Linked DNA regions of Homo sapiens: region 1 is linked to region 2. Evidence: read pairs that join two places in POLR2A ChIA-PET (ENCODE). Cell type or tissue: OCI-LY7. All regions are shown on one strand. Links, peaks and the distances in the headings refer to the core of each region. The heading gives the core; the rest is flanking DNA. Region 1 overlaps MAGI2 (membrane associated guanylate kinase, WW and PDZ domain containing 2). Region 2 overlaps PHTF2 (putative homeodomain transcription factor 2).

Region 1 (6,598 bases), core at 891-4,890, 490 kb after region 2:
CCACATCCTAGCCCTAAGGAGCAATGATCCAGAACTTTGAAACTTTAGCATTGGCTCTATTAGTAACAGTTTAAGAGTGTTAACCAGGGGCATGTGCACACATGGCCCCTGGGGCCTCTGAGTTGATTGTTTTTCAGCCTATTACTTTTTGTTCAGTAACTTTAACCATCATTCTTTGCTCAATTATAATAATTGTGGAGTATACTCAAATCACGCTCCAGGATAATTAAACATTATATGTTGTTGTTATGCTTTTGATTGTGTTGTTTCTTGTATATATTCATGAGAAGTTATAAAATTAGCTGACCATACCTTTGTTGGCACTTGTGTTTTGACTCTATTCGATTGTATTCAATTGATTGTGGTTGTTTCTATTAGAGGATAGGACACGGATATCAGAGTTAACTGTTGGGTATACCCCTTTATTACGGGTGGACTTTATCCAGTTTGCAGATAGGACATGCTATAGAAAGGTCACAGTTTTATACTGGCTAGACCAATATTTGTAATTTTGTGGTTCACAACTGTCCATTTGTATAACTTTAGAGCTGGAGAAGATCTGAGACCTACTGTCACATTTTTTGGCAATAGGTCTGTAAGGAAGAAGTCACTTTTCCAAGTTTCCAAATGTCCTAGTTACCACCTCATGTTGACTCCCACTTGGAATTAAGTGTTTTGCATTTTGATTTCATACAGCTTAGGGACATCAGTAAGCAATATGACCTGGTATTAAGTGAGAGACATCACTTGGGCTCAGGACGTCTGTGGGCCAGAGGGTTAACTCATGTTCAAAATGAATCACACTAACTGGCATATACTTGGCAGGGTTTCACATTTTGCCATTTTCCCAGAAATAAGAATTGATGATGGAGTTCATACATCCTGTAATTCCTTTTATTTCTTATAAGTGCTGCTGTCTATAGAATTTAGTCATGCTATTCACATTGAGTTCTTCCTTGGAGGGTTTTAAACACGGATCAGGGGTATTATTACTAGTCCACTGAGCCCAACTAAATCATATAGCTCCTTGTTCGCATACACCCATCAATAATTATAGGCTTAGAGAAGACTGAACATTATGCCAGAAACTCATTTTAAAGAGTATTATCATTCTCAGCCAATTAGATCAGAATCTATTATATTCAGAATTGCAAACTGTTCAAATAAGAATTAAATGTATAGTAAGAGGCTAAAACATTATCTTCAAAATTAGAGCTTCTTTACTGTTCCATTTCAACCTCGTTTGTCTCTATTCATTTCTATTTTATAGGTAGTAAGTTTCTACCTTTAGAATTCATTTGCAGGTGTATAAACATGTTCTTCATTTACAGGAAGAACTGTGGTCATCTTTGTCTCTCGGTCATTTTCTTTCTCAGTATTGATTTGCTTTGCTTCAACAATTTCCTATACTTTCTCTGGCTTACTCCAAAACATATTCTTCCTTTAAACCTTTTCATGATGGAAGATTTGCCATTTTCTCAATCCATCGGGAGTCTCTGGGTTTGGGCACTTCTTCAAATATATCCCAGAGTCCACTGGGAAGTGTCTTAGCTGTCCGTCTGTGAGTGACAGAGAATGATCTATGATACTTTGCTGTCTCTTTTACAAAGTGTCCTTTTATCCCCTGCAGCTACTACTTTAAATGAAAGTGCTTTCAGATGTAAAGGTGTCACTCAATATTTTTCAAGGTGCATTGCAAACAATGAATAAAGATGTGTGTATTCTTTTCTCTTTCATCAAATTTTAGCCCAGTAATAAAACTGGGTGTATATAAATAAGAATTCATTATTTACACTGCATTTTAGTGCTGATACAGATACAGTGAGTTCCTGCCCTTTCCTCTCCTTTATATTGAAGGGATTATAAATGAAGCTCTTTAAACATTCTGAGATCTTTAAGTTGATTTCTACATGAACTCCAAGTGGTGTTAATGACATTTTCAGAAAAGATGCTTTACTTAGCTGACAAGAAAAAGTACTCTGTAAGCCTTTATTTGTATGTGATAAAACAGAGTTGATAAAATAATCTACTATTAACTTATCAATGCAGTCTTACAGAATCCACCTATTACAAAGTAGATAATTTTGTTTTCTTTCCTTTTGTTTCAGTAGAAACTGTCAATTAAAATCAATAAAGTTCTAGAAAAAGCCATGGTAAACTTGGTTACAAACCAAGAGAGAGTCAACTAAGGTGAAGAAAATGTGAAACTCTTTATTAAGCACTTGAGAAGCACTTAAATTATAACCCTAGAGTGAGTAAATACTGTTCAATCCTTACAGATTTTATAAACTATATAGGACAGCAGATGAGCAATCAGGGATTCTGGCCCATGAGCTGATAAACCATGAATCTTTGAGCTTTGCCAAGTGTTTTTTTCTCTTTACTTACAAATTAGGTAAATTAATATTTTCCCTACCCTTGCTTCACCCGTGATTCTCTAAGGAACACAGTTAACACATCTTAAACATTTTGAGACACTCCTGAAAGTTCTATATATGAATTATTTGCTTATTTCCCAAATGGCACAACACATCTATTTTCCCATAAAAACTGTCAGCCCTCTTGGAATTGAATAGCGCTGCATAAAACAACTATTGCATATTGATTTTTTCTTTTGCATTTATTCAGGCTGATTCCCCATTCCATAGGTTAGTGGCTTAGCTATTATACTCTCATAAAAAGAAGAACTTCTTGAGTATTGAGTGAGAATTCATTTGTTCTTTTTGCCTTTTTCTCACCCTCTTCTGAGGAATTTTCACTCCACTGAGCTTTCAGAAGATGTATTATTATATCCCACCAATCAAGAACAGGAGAATATGGATGATTAAATACCAACAGTGTACTGTTTCTGTACTAAACACAGAATTAGCCATTGGCCTCCACCTAATGAATCTATAATCTAATTAGACAGCTTGACAACCCCAAGAAGGGAAACGATAAGAATGCGCATCAGCATAGTAGGTTAAATGGAGAAAGTGGCATATTAAGATACGTAAGAAGGTAAAATTAGAGCACCTGGGGGAAGGCGCGGCTGTGGGCGCAGCTTCAGCCGACTTAAACGTCTCTGTATGATGGCTCTGAAGAGAGCAGCGGATCTCCCAGCACAGCATTCGAGCTCTGATAAGGGACAGACTGCCTCCTCAAGTGGGTCCCTGACCCCCGTGTATCCTGACTGGGAGACACCTCTCAGGAGGGGCCGACAGAAACCTCATACAGGAGAGCTCTGGTTGGCATATGGTGGGTGCCCCACTAGGATGAAGCTTCCAGAGGAAGGAACAGGCAGCAATCTTCGCTGTTCTGTAGCCTCTGCTGGTGATACCCAGGCAAACAGGGTCTGGAGTGCACCTGTAGCAGAGGGGCCTGACTGTTAGAAGGAAAACTAACAAACAGAAAGGAATAGCATCAGCATCAACAAAAAGGACGTCCAGACACAGAAACCCCGTTGGAAGGTCACCAACATCAAAGACCAAAGGTAGATAAATCCATGAAGATGAGGAGAAACCAGCGCAAAAAGGCTGAAAATTCCAAAAACCAGAATGCCTCTTCTCCTCCAAAGGATCACAACTCCTCACCAGCAAGGGAACAAAACTGGACAGAGAATGAGTTTGACAAATTGACAGAAGTAGGCTTCAGAAGGTGGGTAATAACAAACTCCTCCAAGCTAAAGGAGCATGTTCTAACCCAATGCCAGGAAGCTAAGAACCTTGAAAAAAGGTTAGACGAATCGCTAACTAGAATAACCAGTTTAGAGAAGAACATAAATGACCTGATGGAGCTGAAAAACACAGCAAGAGAACTTCATGAAGCAAACACAAGTATCAATAGCCAAATCGATTAAGCAGAAGAAAGGATATCAGAGATTGAAGAGCAACTCAATGAAATAAAGCGAGAAGACAAGATTAGAGAAAAAAGAACGAAAAGGAACAACGATTCCAAGACATATGGGACTATGTGAAAAGACCAAATCTGCATTTGATTGGTGTAACTCAAAGTGATGGGGAGAATGGGACCAAGTTGGAAAACACTCTTCAGGATATTATCCAGGAGAACTTCCCCAACTTAGCAAGACAAGCCAACATTCAAATTCAGGAAATACAGACAATGCCACAAAGATATTCCTCAAGAAGAGCAACCTCAGGACACATAACCATCAGGTTTACCAAGGTTGAAATGAGGGAAAAAATGTTAAGGGCAGCCAAAGAGAAAGGTCAGGTTACCCACAAAAGGAAGCCCATCAGACTAACAGAGGATCTCTCTGCAGAAACCCTACAAGCCAGAAGTGAATGGGGGCCGATATTCAACATTCTTAAAAGAATTTTCAACCCAGAATTTCATATCCAGCCAAACAAAGCTTCATAAGTGAAGGAGAAATAAAATCCGTTACAGACAAGCAAATGGTGACAGATTTTGTCACAACCAGGCCTGCCTTACAAGAGCTCCTGAAGGAAGCACTAAACATGGAAAAGAACAACCGGTACCAGCCACTGCAAAAACATAACAAATTGTAAAGACCATCGATGCTATGAAGAAACTGCATCAACTAACAGGCAAAATAACCAGCTAGCATCATAATGACAGGATCAAATTCACATGTAAAAATATGAACCTTAAATGTAAATGGACTAAATGCCCCAATTAAAAGACACAGACTGGCAAATTCGATAAAGAGTCAAGACTCATCAGTGTGCTGTATTCAGGAGCCCCATCTCATGTGCAAAGACACACATAGGCTCAAAATAAAGGGATGAAAGAATATTTACCAAACAAATGGAAAGCAAAAACAAACAAAAAACAAACAAACAAAAAAACAGGGGTTGCAATCCCCTCATCACACTTATTCTAAAATTGACCACGTGATTGGAAGTAAGACACTCCTCAGAAAGTGCAAAAGAACAGAAATCATAACAGTGTCTCACACCACAGTGCAATCAAATTAGAATTCAGGATTAAGAAACTCACTTAAAACTGCTCATCTACATGGAAACTGAACAACCTGCTCCTGAATGACTGCTGGGTACATAAAGAAATAAAGGCAGAAATAAAGATGTTCTTTGAAACCAATGAGAACAAAGACACAACATAACAAAATCTCTGGGACACATTTAAAGCAGTGTGTAGAGGGAAATTTATAGCACTAAATGCCCACAAGAGAAAGCAGGAAAGATCTAAAATTGACACCCTAACATCACAATTAAAAGAACTAGAGAAGCAAGAGCAAACAAATTCAAAAGCTAGCAGAAGACAAGAAATAACTAAGATCAGAGCAGAACTGAAGGAGATAGAAACACAAAAAACCCTTCAAAAATATCAGTGAATCCAGGAGCTGGATTTTTGAAAAGATCAACAAAATAGACCACTAACAAGACTAATAAAGACGAAAAGAGAGAAGAATCAAATAGATGCAATAAAATATGATAAAGGGGATATCACCACCAATCCCACAGAAATACAAACTGCCATCAGAGAATACTATAAACACCTCTACACAAATAAACTAGAAAATCTAGAAGAAACGGATAAATTCCTGGACACATGCACTCTCCCGAGTCTAAACCAGGAAGAATTCGAATCCTTGAATAGATCAATAACAAGTTCTGAAATTGAGGCAGTAATAGACTACCAACCAAAAAGAGTCCAGGACCAGATGGATTCACAGCCGAATTTTACCAGAGGTACAAAGAGGAGCTGGTACCATTCCTTCTGAAACTATCCCAAACAATAGAAAAAGAAGGAATCCTTCTTTACTCATTTTATGAGGCCAGCATCATCCCGATACCAAAACCTGGCAGAGACACACACAAAAAAAGGAAATTTCAGGCCAATATCCCTGATGAACATCACTGCAAAAGTCCTCAATAAAATACCGGCAAACCACATCCAGCAGCACATCAAAAAGCTTATCCACCATGATTAAGTCGGCTTTGTCCCAGGGATGCAAGACTGGTTCAACATTTGCAAATCAATAAATGTAATCCATCACATAAGCCGAACCAATGACAAAAAACACATGATTATCTCAATAGATGCAGAAAAGGCCTTTGACAAAATTCAAGACGTCCTCATGCTAAAAACTCTCAATAAACTAGGTATTGATGGAACATATATCAAAATAATGCGAGTTATTTATGACAAACACACAGTCAATATCATACTGAATGGGAAAAAACTGGAAGTACTCCCTTGGAAAACTGGCACAAGACAAGGATGCCCTCTCTCACCACTCTTATTCAACATAGTACTGGAAGTTCTGGCCAGGGCAATCAGGCAAGAGAAAGAAACAAAGGGTATTCAAATAGGAAGAGAGGAAGTCAAATTGTCTCTTCTTGCAGATGACATGATGGTATATTTAGAAAACCCCATGGTCTCAGCCCAAAATCTCCTTAAGCTGATAAGCAACTTCAGCAAAGTCTCAGGATACAAAATCAATGTGCAAAAATCACAAGCATTCCTATACACCAATAACAAACAGACAGCCAAATCATGAGTGAACTCCCATTCACAATTGCTACAAAGAGAATAAAATACATAGGAATCCAACTTACAAGGGATGTGAAGGACCTCTTCAAGGAGAACTACAAACCACTGCTCAAGGAAATCA
Region 2 (6,598 bases), core at 1,238-5,237:
TTTGAATATATCATCTCATTCTCTGCTGGCCTGTAAGGCTTCTACTGAGAAATCTGTTATTAGTCTAATGGGAATTCCATTGTATGTGACTTGATGTTTTCTCTTGGTTTTAGAATTTCTTTGTGTTTGTCTTTTGACAATTTGAATATATTTTGCCTTGGAGAGGATCTATTTGGGTTGCGTCTATTTGAGGTTCATTGAGCTTCCCGGACCTAGATGTCCATCTCTCTCCCAATATTTGGGAAATTTGCAGCTGTTATTTCATTAAATATGTTTCCTTACCTTTTCCCTTCTCTTCTGCTTGGCTGGCCTGTGGATGTATGTATCTGCTGTAGATGGCCCGTGGGGCTGTTTCTCAGGTTTGGGACATGGGTACAAGGCTGCTCGGGGAGCTCAGGAGTGTGTCCACCATAGATGGCCCTCAGAGCTGTTTCTCAGGCCCTTGACATGGCTTCACAACTTCTTGGCTGGTGTGGGACATGCCCCACATGGAGCTGTTTATAGGCCCAGGAGCAGGCACAGGGCTGCTCAGCCAGCCTGGGAATGAATCTGTCTACCGGGGGGGCCCACAGGACTTTCTCAGGTTTGGGATGCAGATGCAAGGCTGCTTGGCTGGCTCAGGGGTGTGGCTCAGGAGTGAGCCCTCCATAGGCCCACAAGTGATATGTTTGCTAGAGGTGGCCCACAGGGATGTTACTCAGGTCCAGTCATGGGCTCATGGCTGCTTGGATGGGCTGAGGGTATGCCTACCAGGAGCAGCCTGCTGTGCCCAGGGACAGGACTGTTTCTTAGACCTTGATTGCAGGTGGAGAGCTGAGGGCATGTCTGCAGTGGGGGAGTGCTGTAGGGCTGTGTCTCAGGACCTGAGTGCAGATGTGTAGCCTCTCTGCCAGCCCGAGGGATGTATCAGCTGCTTAGAGACGTGGGGGGCACTCTTCCACTTGGAGGGCATATAGCAGTTTTCTCTGGCTCAAGGGCAGGTTTGCCTTAGGTGGGAGTGCCAGACTGTTCCTCTGACTGGAAGTGTGGCAGTGGCAGCAGAGTGTTGGGGAGCAGAGGGGAAGGGAGGTTGGTTTCCCTGCTGTGCAGGACTGGAGTCACAGCCGATCCTGGGCCCAGGCTTTGCATAGTTGGGGTTGTGGTTTTCAGCCACCCATGTGAGTGTGATGGAATGAAGATGGAGCCCCAGTGCTAGAGAAGTTCACTGGCTACTAACCTCCAGAGCAGGGTGCACTCCAGAGGTGGCTCTGGTCTCAAGATGGCACCATGCTGCAGCAGCTTTTCTCACAGGGAGTGGTTGGGTGGGGGAGGGGAGTGTGCACCCTGTGCTCCTAATCTGGGGCAGCGCAGCTGCATGAATTCCTGGCAGCTCTCCAGACTGGGCTTGGGGCTTGCAAGGACTGTGGGATTCTCCTGTAGTAAGGATTGTAGGTGTTTGCAGTGGCAGTGGGGGCTGGTAGGGATCTTCTGCTTACCTTTTCCCTGAAATGGGAAGTCCCTCCTGACTCTGGGCTGATCCAGTCTGGGTTGGGGAGACAGGGCTGCAGTGGCCAGGTACTTCCATGCTGCCCTCCAATCTCATCACGTGCATCTCCAGTTTCTCGCTGCACCCTAGTACTCTCCCATTGACACTCAAGCTGAATCTTAGCTGTTTATGTGATGCCTAGGTTCTTTCTTATTGGGGGGATGAGTGCTGGGTGTCTCTAGTCAGTCATCTTATTGATGTCACCCTCTGAAATTAAAAATATTTAAATCTTTTTTTTTTTTTTTTTTGAGACGGAGTCTCGCTCTGTCGCCCAGGCTGGAGTGCAGTGGCGCGATCTCGGCTCACCGCAAGCTCCGCCTCCCGGGTTCACGCCATTCTCCTGCCTCAGCCTCCCGAGTAGCTGGGACTACAGGCGCCCGCTACCACGCCCGGCTAATTTTTTCTATTTTTAGTAGAGACGGGGTTTCACCGTGTTAGCCAGGATGGTCTCAATCTCCTGACCTCGTGATCCACCCGCCTCGGCCTCCCAAAGTGCTGGGATTACAGGCGTGAGCCACCGCGCCCGGCCAAATATTTAAATCTTAAATTACTCTCTTTTTTTTTGGAGACGGAGTCTCGCTCTGTCGCCAGGCTGGAGTGCAGTAGCATGATCTTGGCTCTCTGCAACCTCTGCCTCCCGGGTTCAAGGGATTCTTCTGCCTCAGCCTCCCGAGTAGTTGGGACTACAGGCACACGCCACCACACCCAGCTAATTTTTGTATTTTTAGTAGAGATAGGGTTTCACCATGTTGGCCAGGATGGTCTCGATGTCTTGACCTCGTGATCCACCCATCTTGGCCTACCAAAGTGTTGGGATTACAGGCCTGAGCCACCGTGCCTGGCCTGAATCTTAAATTACTCTTTAAGTAGTGGAGTTATTTGAACACCATGGCTTATATGTTCTCACAATTTAATTTCCTTAGAAGGAATTGAGGTAACTTTTCAAATAGATCAGAACAAGGAGAAAGTTATTTTAGACAAGGAATATTACCTGGAGTAGAAGGCAGGCATGAAAGTATATGGTATATTTGTGAACCTGTGTAGCTAGAATGTAAGGTATGTGTAGCTAGAATGTATGGATGGGAGGTTGGGGAGGGCGGGTAATTGAAACTGTGTGAAACAAAGTAGAGACGATAGATGCTACTGACTGGAGAAATAATAAATCTATGGTCAAATTGTAAAAGAAGGGTTTTGAATACAGTGTTGATTAAACTCTTTTCTTTGGCAGTGGGAGACTAGAGATTTTTAAGTGATGAGGTCAGTATTTTAAAAAGATAAGTAGTGAAAGTAAAGCAACAATAATAGATTGTTAGTGTAGTCCTGGTATTAGATATCAGCTTGTACCAGGTGTATGGTAGTGGGGCTGGAGAGGGATCATATGAGAGAAGTTTGGAGGTATGACAAATACGTTATATTAATTTATTCCTTCATAATTATTGAGTGGTTTCTGTGTGCCAGGTATAGAATTGATAGTGGTGGGAGGTGGGAAAGGGGAGGAAACAAGAAAGATTCTAGGGTTCTTTGTTGGAAAATTGAGCAGATAGTAAAAGATAAGATTTGAGGAGGGAAAATACATCCTGGTTTGTTTTTTTTTTTTTTCTTGGAGGTAGTTGTAACAAATTCACGGAAGAGCTTAGTTTATGATCTTGTGTTTTTTGCTTAGTATCTTGAGTTTATAAAAAGAATTGAAACTGGGTATCCTCCCTTTACTTCCTTTTGTTAGAAATAGCAGAAGTAAAAGTGCAGCTGTTGTTAGTTTAGAATCTCATCTTAGAATATTTAAATTTTACTTTTAGGCTGGAGTGCAGTGGTGCAATCTCGGCTCACTGCAACCTCCACTTCCTGGGTTCAGGCAATTCTCCTGCCTCAGCCTCCTGAGAAGCTGGGATTACAGGTGTGCACCACCATGCCTGGCTAATTTTTGTATTTTAGTAGAGATGTTTCACCATGATGGCCAGGCTGGTCTTGAACTCCTGACTTCGTGATCTGCCCGCCTTGGCCTCCCAAATAAATTTAACTTTTTAATTGAGTCAGTAATGTAAAAGATTAAGTACTTAAATGTTAAAAGAAGTAAAATGGCAAGCACAGTGGCTTACTCCTGTAATCCTAACATTTTGGGCTGCCAAGGTGGGAAGATTGTTTGAGACCAGGAGTTCAAGGCCAGCCTGGACAACATAGCAAGACCCCACCTCTACCAAAAAAAAAAAAACGTTAGCCGAGTGTGGTGGCACACACCTGTAGTCTTAGCTACTTGGGAGGCTGAGAAAGGGAGGAACACTTGAGACCCCAGGAGTTTGAGGTTGAAGTGAGCCATGATTGTGCCACTGCATTCCAGCCTGGGTGACAGAGCGAGCCTCTGTCTCTAAATAACAACAACAACAATAATATAAATGAGAGATTTCTGAGTAAAAATGAAGTGGGGTCACAGATTTTTTCTTCACTAAAACCAAATTAAGGAAAGAGTAGATGGTGGGTTGAAGAAAGAGGGCAGAAATGGAAAGAAGCAGACAAAAAAGGGGTATCTGTAGCTTTATACCAAATACTTCAAAAAGTGGAAGGTAAAGAAAGAATGAGAAGATACTAGTTGTATATGACAAGGCTTCTAATCCCAGCCCCGTATCCCAGAAACAAGACAAAGGAAAGAGGAAGCCTACAAAATATTGCGATATCTCATTCATACTTTTAGAGAAGTAGACCTAGGAGGTGAATAGGAAGCAAAAAGTCAAGGAAAAATCCTTGAGAAGACCCTACATACCAGCGCTGAGCCTCAGCAGAGGCAACAAGCACTGGCATTTTGAATGGTACTCTGAGTTAAGGGCAAGAGCCAAAGCCCATGAAGGTAGGCTAGATCCCTAACTAGGGAGATCAGTCTTGGTACAGGACATTTAAGGACACCTCAGCAATGCCTGTGCTCAGTCCAATTTTAGCTCTTCCTTTTCTGTGTCGTTGGATTATAGAAAAGTAGATTAAGAGTAGTTCCTGATTCTCAAACTGAAGTTTGTGTGTGTATGCATAAAGACGTGTACACAAAAATAAAAATGGCCCCAACTAAGATGAGAAAGGTGTTAGGGGTGGCCGAGCAGAATCTTGGATATCAGAGTGAATAGGAGCTGAGGATAGCAGTTTCTGTATTAAACGTGATAAAAAAAATAGCATGGCAACTCTACAAATATAGGAGAAAAATAAACGAAAGAAGTAACTCTGAAAAGACTGTCCTAGGTAAGAATAGCTGATATCCCTAAAATAGAGACTTCAACAAATGGAACAGAAAAAGTATTGAGAAATAAAATCCAGACAAAAGCTTTTGAAATGAAATGTGTATTTGCAGATTGACAGGCACACTAAATGCTAGGAAAAAAATATGAAATGATTAAAATTGACCATATCCTAGTAGTTTTTAACTTCAAAACTAAGGAGAGAATTATTTTGGTATCCTGGCCAAAAAGAGAAAAACATGACCTATATACAAAGAGAAAAAAATTCAAGATGGAGAATTATTTTGTTATCCTGGCCAAAAAGAGAAAAACATGACCTATACAAAGAGAAAAAAATTCAAGATGGCTGAATTTTAATTTCTCAATTATTGTCAATTCCAGAAGACAATGGAAAAATGTTTACAAAGTTTTGACGGTAGGAAGTTGTCAACCAGAAGTATTATACCCAACAGTATCAGTTAGATTTCTTTTGGCTGCTAATAACAGTGGCTTAAACTATAAGGATTTATAACCTTGGGTACAAAAAGTATGGAAATAGTCAGTCTAGAACTAGTATGGTGGCTTCACCCAAGGCAACCCAGGATCTTTCCTATCTATGAACACACCTGGTTTCTAGTCTCAATGTCACTGTCCATGGTGGCTGCTGGAGCTGTCGTCATTAAAATAACATTGAAAGGATCAGGAAAAGGGAGAAGAGAAAGAAAAAAAGTGCTTTTCCCAACTACAAGTACTACCCAACACTTTTGGTGGTGTTTGGAGCAGAACTTAGTCTTGGCCACATCTAACTGCAAGAAAGGTTAGGAAAGGTCTTTATTTTGGGCAACAGGGTGCCAGCACAATTTTCAAAGAGGATGATGGAATAATGGGTGTCAATTAGCAGTCTCTGCCATGCCAACCAAGTGGTTAATCAAATACACAGGAAGCAAGCAGATGTTCTCTAACATGTAAGAGCACAGAGAATATAGCACTCCTTTCTTGAAAAATACTGCTTGATGATTAAATCAAGTCAACCTCAAATGAAACAAAATTAAATAGTGATGACTTCAGGTATGGCAAAGCCATCTTAAAAGAATCGGGGGTGATCATCAGATCCATTTAAATACAGAAGAAAATGGAACAACTTTGAGAATGGTGGCTGTGGAATAAAATCTAAATGTTAGATCTTTGGAGAAGTATAAGCATGTTGATTATGTCTGCTTTCATAGCAGGAAGTCATGGATACCATGTAAAGTTGAACATGTAGATAAAAGTTAAAATCACTGTGGATTTATTAAAGAATGATTTTTGTCACTTTTTTCTTTTGTTTTGATGGCTCTATAAGCTAAGGAAACTTTTTTCTAAATGTTAGGAGGAACTTTTAAGACCTAAATAACTCGTGTGGCAAGACATCTGAAGTTCATGAGTTCTTCCAGTTTTCATTTTCTTTTCTTAGAATTCGTGGAAAATTAAATTAATATTTTATTTTTATTTATTTATTCTTTTTGAGACGGAGTCTCACTCTGTCACCCAGGCTAGAGTGTGGTGGTGCAGTCTCGGCTCATCGTGACCTCTGCCTCCCGGGTTCAGGCAGTTATTTGCTTCATCCTCCTGAGTAGCTGGGATTACAGGCACCTGCCACCACGCCCGGCTAGTTTTTGTATTTTTAGTAGAGATGGGGTTTCACCATCTTGGCCAGGCTGGTCTTGAACTCCTGACTTCATGATCTACCTGCCTTGGACTCCCAGAGTGCTGGGATTACAGGTGTGAGCCACTGCGTGCAGCCTTTTTTTTTGAGATGGAGTTTCGCTGTTTCACCCAAGCCAGAGTGCACTGGTGTGACCGCAGCTCACTGTCTGCTCCTCCCAGGTTCAAGCGATTC

Evidence for each region. Peaks named below come from ENCODE experiments on the same cell type or tissue, not always from the same donor. Only the 100,000 strongest peaks of a DNase experiment are listed, where the experiment ranks them.
Region 1: POLR2A ChIA-PET joins it to region 2 with 6 read pairs; 2 of 35 experiments call an interaction of 5 or more read pairs at or near these places.

Annotation. Positions count from the first base shown.
Region 1 is chr7:78,314,518-78,321,115 of GRCh38, forward strand. All of the region lies in intron 9 of MAGI2 (membrane associated guanylate kinase, WW and PDZ domain containing 2), which reads right to left. Among named protein-coding and RNA genes, the nearest start is that of DDX3ILA1, 330 kb to the left of the region's middle. In OCI-LY7, for the core only: no CTCF peak of the experiment used is centred there; no DNase peak of the experiment used is centred there.
Region 2 is chr7:77,821,150-77,827,747 of GRCh38, forward strand. The region is part of intron 1 of PHTF2 (putative homeodomain transcription factor 2); the gene reads left to right. Among named protein-coding and RNA genes, the nearest start is that of PHTF2, 26 kb to the left of the region's middle. RefSeq lists an enhancer at 3,177-3,276. In OCI-LY7, for the core only: no CTCF peak of the experiment used is centred there; DNase peaks (open chromatin) are centred at 1,325 and 3,252; H3K4me3 peaks cover 2,278 bases; H3K27ac peaks cover 2,965 bases.